Regions from separate parts of the Mus musculus genome. Here regions 1 and 3 are each linked to region 2. The links are chromatin loops, found by intact Hi-C in ENCODE. Cell type or tissue: heart. All regions are shown on one strand.

The links. Hi-C counts contacts between places; a loop is a spot of excess contacts. Peaks named below come from ENCODE experiments on the same cell type or tissue, not always from the same donor. Only the 100,000 strongest peaks of a DNase experiment are listed, where the experiment ranks them.
Region 1: it touches region 2 in a loop (2.9-fold over the local background); 10 of 42 quality-filtered maps call a loop at or near these places.
Region 3: it touches region 2 in a loop (8-fold over the local background); 21 of 42 quality-filtered maps call a loop at or near these places.

Annotation. Positions count from the first base shown.
Region 1 is chr4:119,319,418-119,321,917 of GRCm38, reverse strand. It overlaps Ppih (peptidyl prolyl isomerase H), which reads left to right and starts at 1,395. Exons shown (of 10, transcript NM_028677.4): 1 at 1,395-1,509; 2 at 1,685-1,749; 3 at 2,065-2,088; 4 at 2,354-2,398. The coding sequence starts at 1,444. In heart, a CTCF peak has its summit at 1,320; a DNase peak (open chromatin) is centred at 1,337; H3K4me3 peaks cover 2,104 bases; H3K27ac peaks cover 1,632 bases.
Region 2 is chr4:119,246,305-119,248,804 of GRCm38, reverse strand. P3h1 (prolyl 3-hydroxylase 1) reads right to left here. Exons shown (of 15, transcript NM_019783.2): 12 at 2,053-2,170; 13 at 1,599-1,674; 14 at 1,220-1,360; 15 at 1-914. The coding sequence ends at 759. Among named protein-coding and RNA genes, the nearest start is that of Cldn19, 7.9 kb to the left of the region's middle. In heart, CTCF peaks have their summits at 1,082 and 1,289 (motif pointing left); a DNase peak (open chromatin) is centred at 1,214.
Region 3 is chr4:119,666,197-119,668,696 of GRCm38, reverse strand. No RefSeq gene overlaps it. Among named protein-coding and RNA genes, the nearest start is that of Guca2b, 8.5 kb to the right of the region's middle. In heart, a CTCF peak has its summit at 1,101 (motif pointing right); a DNase peak (open chromatin) is centred at 2,416; H3K27ac peaks cover 718 bases.

The DNA of each region.
Region 1 (2,500 bases), 73 kb before region 2:
CAGCACTTGGGAGGCAGAGGTAGGCAGATTTCTGAGTTCGAGGACAGCCTGGTCTACAGAGTGAGTTCCAGGACAGCCAGGGCAATACAGAGAAACCCTGTCTCAAAAAACCAAAAGCAAAAACAAAACAAAACAAAAACCAAAAAACCTTAAAGGGTGTAACAACCAGGGCTGGAGAGATGGCTCAGTGGGTAAGAGCACTGACTGCTCTTCCGAAGGTCCTGAGATCAAATCCCAGCAACCACGCCCTCTTCTGGGGTGTCTGAAGACAAGTATAGTGTACTTACATATAAGTATCTTTGGGCCGGAGCAAGCATGAGAGAAGGAAAAGAGGGGGGGGGGGTAGCAACTGAATGCCCTCCAAAACAGAGGCAGAAGGGTACTTGGTAAAAGTGGTATAAGAGAAGCCAGCCTTTACTTCCTGGTCTTTGCTACCAGCAGTGGCAAACAGCATTTTAAATAGGCAAAGCCCCATACGATTTACTAGCCTAGAGACCCATCCCATGGGCAAACAACAATCCCTGAGACTGTTGTGCTTGCAGACAGGAACCTCGCATGGCTGTCCTGAGAGACTCCACCCAGGAGCTGACTCAGGGATGCAGAGACCACAGCCAAACATCCGATGGAGCTTGAGGACTCCTGAGGGCCTCCGAGGGGATTGGAACTCCACAGGAAAACCAAGAGTCAACTATGACCCTTGGGGCTCTCAGAGACTGAACCACCAACCAAAGAGCATAGACAGGCGGGACCTAGCCCCCTCCCACACACACACGGTCTTTCATGTGGGTCCCGAACAACTGGAGTAGGGGCTATCCCAAAAGCTGTTGCCCTGCTGTGGAATTCGTTTCTTCTGCTTGTCTGGACTCAGTGGGAGAGGATGAGGCCAGCCCTGCAGAGACTTGATGTGCTAAGGTGGAGGGAAAACCAGAGGGGGTCTCTACCCTCTCAGAGGAGAAGAGAAGGAGGGGGTGGGGAAACCGGGAGAGGCGGCAGCACTGGGGATGTAAATGTGAATTAAAAAATAAAAAATTTTACAATCATAAGAAAATAAATAAAATTACATTTCCAGCACCCGACTGAGCCAGGCTACAGTAACAAACCATTTTAAAATATGGAAGGTGACTCAGGGATCCTCGGCTCATGAGCTGTGACAGGGGACACCAAGTGTGACTGCTCAGGACATGCTGTCTGCAGAAGATTCATTTCTATTGCACTAATACAGTCATGCAAGTGGGGAGCCCACAGACTTTGACAAAGATGCCTGCGTTTCCTCCCCTCAGCTCCGACCAGCTCAGCCAAACAGTACCATTCCCAACAACCTCAGCGCGCGCCACACTTCCGGGGCGGGGCGCAATCGCGGTCCGTTTCCACTGCGTCTGCGCTCCGGATGAAGTTCGCGGGACCTGCCACCGGAAGCCGGGTTTCTACTTCCGGGTCAAAGCCATGGCGGTGGCAAATTCAAGTCCAGTCAATCCAGTGGTCTTCTTCGATGTCAGCATTGGCGGCCAGGTGAGGTGCGGGCGACCTAGCGGCCCGTGCGGGCTGGTTGGCCTCGGGTAAGGGAGGCAGCCCCTTATAGCCCTCCCGAGACCGGCTGGGCCAGGCGGCGGAGGGAGGTGGGAGCTTTCGAGCTTCGTGGACAGCGGTCGTGAGCTGAGTGTTGCGTCTCCCGTTTCTTCTGCAGGAAGTTGGTCGCATGAAAATCGAGCTCTTTGCAGACGTGGTGCCTAAGACGGCAGAGAACTTTAGGTAAGGATATGCTCCAAGTGAACCAGAGCTGAGCCCGAAGCCGGCCTCCAGTCGGTCTTTGCCATGTCTGCCTCTGTCCATCTATTCATTGCCTTGCAGCTCTGTGGTCTGGGTATTTCACTGGCCAAACAGCTACCGGCTGTGACTGATCCCATATCAACTTCTATCACTAGTCTACCTGCCCTGACATCCGCCCGATCAGTTAGTTGGCGGACATACTGGCCCCAGTGTTTGAACTCTCCTCTCCAGAGATTAGAGGTGCTTCAAGCAGTGATCGTACGAAGGCTAAATCGTTTGCTCTCTCTTTCCCTTTAGGCAATTCTGCACCGGAGAGTTCAGGTCAGTCTCAGATGTGTTTGATTTCTCTGCCTACTCCTGAAGGGGTGCCCTGGATGTTTGGTGAGGGTATTGGAGAACCATGAACAGGTCTTAAGTAATGGAAGATGATATGCAGAGAGAGGGTGACACCTTGAATGGGTTCTTTCTCTCTCTTTTTCCCCCTCCAGATCTTAGTGAGAGCCCTTTTAGCCTCTGGTGTAGCCTAAATGGGAAAGGCCCACCATTGTGTTTCCCCATTCCAAGTCTCTTCCTTCTTTGTTTACAGAAAAGATGGCGTTCCGATAGGATACAAAGGAAGCACCTTCCACAGGTAAGGGAGGTTTTTGGAAAACTGGAAATGCAGTCATTGCTTGGTATCTGTACAGGCAGTCCTGCACACCTGAGTTCAAACTCTGTGAGGCTTACGGCTGTT
Region 2 (2,500 bases):
TCAGGAGTGCTGAAGGGGGTGGGCTTCGTGCCAGCTATGTGGCCGGAGGAGCTGAAACTCCAGTCAGGTGCGGGCTCTGAGGCCAGCCAGCCGAGCAGGAAGCCTGCGGCTGCCCTGCCAGAGCAGCGCTGACTGTTGCTCTCTGCCAGAAGAGGATTAGTGACAATCTAGATGTTGAAAGCCTTTAAAGCTGATGATGTGCTGCCATCCTGGGTGCTGTATCTGGGACATCCAGTTCCCATAGAAGGTAGGCAGTGAGGACCAAGATGCCCCTTCTATGGTAACAGCCCAAGGTACCTGGGTTATCTGGCCTGAGGCTACAGAGGAATTCCCATGTGGCATGTGCCACGGCACACTACCTAGAGGAGCTGCTACCAAGCTCAGCGTCCCAGGAAGAGTAGAAATATTTTCTCTCTTGGAACAAACCACTAAGTGAAAAAAACACAAATCATTTATTCTTTGGTTGTCTTTACAGACACTTAAATATATCACGCTGCTGACGGCAGCTGCCTACATAGGCCCCAGGGTGGTTCTGGGCCTGCATTCTGAGCCTACAGCCAAGCCCAGAGAAGAGTGTGTCCTGCTATGCCCACTCCAAGAACAGTAGCACCATGCAGAAGGCTGTGGACAGGATCCTCTGGCCGGGGGGCCAACAGAAGCGCCTCTCACTCTGCAGCCTTGAGGGGCCGGGAAGTCCAGGCTGAAGGACTGAGTCACCCTCATGAGTCCAAGGACACCCAACTGTGACCTAGCTGTTGTCATAGCTCATCCTTGTGCAGCGACCCTCTGTCTGACAGAGACTCTTCTCCAGGCTCTGGCGAGCCCTGCTGGTCAGGCAGGGGCTGTTCCTGGGGGAGGTCCACCTCTTCTGGGCTGAACAGCATCTTCACCAGGTCATCTGCCTGCACCCTGTCCTGCAAAGGCAAACTCTTCTCAGAGGGCCTCTGGAGAGGTCCCCTCACCCCCTTAGCTGCCGCTTCCAAGAGAACAATGGTAGTGTTACCACAGGGGCTCTGGGACTGCCTCCTTCCCAGCAGGCTTAAGCTCTGGTTGCTGGAGCAGGCCCAAGGCATGAACCAAGAACTCCACATCAAGCCCCACCCTCTTCCACTTCCACGTGAAAAGAAAGGCCCAGGGAGGGTGGGCGGGCAATGACTGCAGGGAGTGCCTGGGTGGGGAGTCTCAGGGAAACACAAGTGGCCCTCCCAACAGCCCTTACTCTCTCACTGTGCCGAGGATCCAGCGTGAACCACAGGGCGATGGCGCAGCGCTGCCCCCTGGTGACAGCCTTCACTCCATGTGGGTTCTCAGTGCCAGAAGAGAATCCCACAGCCCTTCCACACTGGGGCTGCACCTCTGCCTGTGGGCGGGGAGGGGAGATGGGGGAAAGCCTCAGAAGAGCAATGGATCATTAGGACAAAGACCCAAAGGACAGTCAGAGGAGAGCTATCATATCCCAAAGCCCCTGGCCCAGGGACAGGAAACAGGCTGGGGGTTGGTAGGGGTGGGCTGGGGTGGGGAGGAAGCCCAGTAAGTCATTCTTTCTACTGTCCTCTGGGGCCATCAGCCCCCAGGGATGAGGACAGGGGAGCACTCACCGTCACAGTCTTGGCATCTAGTTCTGTGAAGTAAAAGTTTCCTCCATCGAAGTCGCCATTGAGGTAAAGGATGGCGCTGGAAAGGCAGGCATCCAGACACGGCTTATTTCCTCTGTGTACTTTCAACTAGCAGCTGGAGACCTGAAGCGTCTCTGAAGCCATGAACAGCTGGCAGGGTCCCCCACCCCTCTTTGGAGACTCCACCACACCCTAGCTAGCATACCTTTGTGTCAAACCCAGCCATGCCCTCCTCCCCACTCCCTCCTAAGGACCTCCCTACCGTCTGTCTTCTTATGTGGGGTCTAGGGTGAAGAACGGGCTTCTGAGGACAGCTTGCCTCTCTGCCTGCGTGTGCACATGTGTGAGGGCAGGGAGGCAGAGTGCAGGGCACTGAGAAGCTTCCAAGGCAAGCCCAGAGCTGCGCAGTACCCGGGCACCACACTGCTGCATTCACCTGTAGTCCCGGAACGTGTAGGCTGGGGGCTCCTTGATACACATGAGGGCTTCGGCATTCAGGATGCAGTTATCCACGTGGACGGGGTGGCTACTGTCCTTCCTCTCAGCCTGTGACTCTGTGGCCAAGATAATCCACGTTAGAGTAGAGTATACAGGAAACACAGTGTGTCCCCAAATGTATGTGAAACTCTGGAACTGTCATGTCCTGGCTGGGAGGACTCTTTGGTTAAGCCACAGGTTAGAGATTAGGGCAAGTTTTGGGGGTGAACAGGATGCAGCTCACAGGTGTCAACAAGGCAGATCCTGGGCTGAGTGCCATCACCCTGGTGGAGCTAGAGACTTTCTGAAATAGGAAGGATCACAGAGGTCAGCAGTGAGGCTGGGGGTAGGGGGCATCCATTGATTCCATTCTCCAGCAGGCCTGCAGGAGGGGTGGGGCGGGTAAC
Region 3 (2,500 bases), 420 kb before region 2:
TGTAAGGCTCCAGCCCCAGACTTCAGTACCATGCCCCACCATCAGATCAGCCTTCCTCCAAAGCTACCTGCATAGAAGAGACCTCTGCTCTCACCTACTCTCCTCTACAGTTCAGCCCATATGGCTTCACCTGCATCTCCTACACACACACACAGACACACACACACACACAAACACACACACAACACACACAACACACACACTCACAACACAAACACACACAACACACACTCACAACACACTCACACACACACACAACACACACACACACAACACACACTCACAAACACACTAGTACACAAAGACTCCAACACACACATTCCCATGCACTACTCCCTCAGTATCCGCCCGCATTTGTGCTCACACTCATCCACACTCTCACACATGTAGCACACACACATCATTCCTACACAGGCATGGACACACACATGCTCCTATACAGGCATGCCCAGTACTCTCACATGCATGTTTGCACGTTCCCAAACAGGTTCCCACAAGGGTTTGGCAAAGTACATGCATCCTCACACGCAAATGCAAGCCGTCACACCCCATACCACAAGCATGCACAAACACGCACATTCACATACACACACGCCACATATACATATATACCACACATACATATACACCACACACAAAGACCACACACATACATACACATACACTACCATGCCACATGCACATATAAGCACACACACACACCATAATCACATCTGCCACCTATCACAGTAGAGGAAGCCAGAAACACAGAGAGTGGCTGAGTCAGAGGCCCTCACTGCCTCCCCAATACTGCAGTTCTCATTAGGAAAATCTGGGCTCTCAAGTCATCCCTTGCCTGCCCCAGACTCAATATCGGCATCAGGAGGCCAGTGCAGCCTCTGCCTTTTCAGTGGCCCAGCCCTGCTGACCTCAACATCTACCACCTAAAGGCACCAGCAGGGGCTTCCCCTAAAAGGGCTCACACATTTCTCTGACAGCACCTTAAAGGAGCACCACTAATGAAGGCTGCCCTATTGTGTGGGTAGGATGCCAAGGCAGAAATAGCTAACAGGGCAGTAACTCAAAGAGACGCCTCATTCGTTCTCCTGCAGTGTTCCGTGTTCATCACAAGGGGGCAGCCTTGACCCACTTCCCATGGTTGCCAATTATCCAACCCATCCTCCCCCCTACTAAAACGAAGGAAGACCTTGAACCTAGAGAGAATATAAATAAACCTGAAAGGTGTGTGTGTGTGTGTGTGTGTGTGTGTGTGTGTGTGTGTGTGTGTGTGTGTTATGTATGTGTGAACATGAGTGTATCTGTGTTTTTGTGTACGTGTGGTGTGTGGTACATATGTATGTGTGTGTGTATTTGTGTGTGTGTGTGTGTGTGTGTGTGGTATATATGTATGTGTGATGTGTGTGTGGTATGTATATGTGGAGTGTGTGTGTATTTATATTTGTAGTGTGTTTGTATTTGTGGGGTGTGTGTGTGTGTGGTGTATATGTATGTGTGGTGTGTGTGTGTGTTTGTATTTGTGGTGTGTGTGTGTGTGTGTGTGTGTGTGTGTGTGTGTGTTATGTATGTGTGAACGTGAGTGTGTCTGTGTTTTTGTGTACGTGTGGTGTGTGGTACATATGTATGTGTGTGTGTATTTGTGTGTGTGTGTGTGTGTGTGTGTGTGTGTGTGTGTGTGGTATGTATGTATGTGTGATGTGTGTGTGGTATGTATATGTGGAGTGTGTGTGTATTTGTATTTGTAGTGTGTTTGTATTTGTGGGGTGTGTGTGTGTGTGTGTGTGTGTGGTGTATATGTATGTGTGGTGTGTGTGTGTGTTTGTATTTGTGGTGTGTGTGTGTGTGTGTGTGTGTGTGTGTGTGTGTGTGTGTGTTAGGGCATTCTGTCAGAGGAAGACACAGATTAAATGAGGATCAGAGTAACTGTTAATGCTGGGGCCACAGTTTGCTTCTGGGTTTCCTGGCAGCCATGGCAAAAGTAAATCTATCTTTTAGGCCGCCTGCTCTCTGAGGGGCTGCTGGGAGGCCTGCCACAGTGGTCTCTACAGCTCCCTACAGGGTCTTTCAGGGCAGCACAGTTCGGGTGCTGCATCCACACACACACCCCGCCTAATTACCCTTTGATTTAAAGTGTCTAATAAACACTCTCTTTTTTTCTGCCAGATTTTTTTCCTAAGCGCATTCTAATCAGATGTTCATGTTGGCTGTCCTCAGAATCCATCTTCTAAGGTCACCAGTGACTTCATGTTCTCTAACCCAGGACTTCTTGGCCAGAACTTTTCTAGTGTCAACTACAACCTTTGTCCCAGCTGGTACATTCGCCTTCCTAAATTACATTCTTCTTCTGGATCAGCGAACCTTGTGCTCGGCTCCACCCACTCCTTCTCCCCAACCCCGCTGGTCCTTCTCCAGGGCTTTCAAAGCCAGGGACACAGAGCTCCACGCAGCAGATACACCCTGGTGACATTTCTATCTCTGCTCACATGTCTGACGGGTGTCTCAG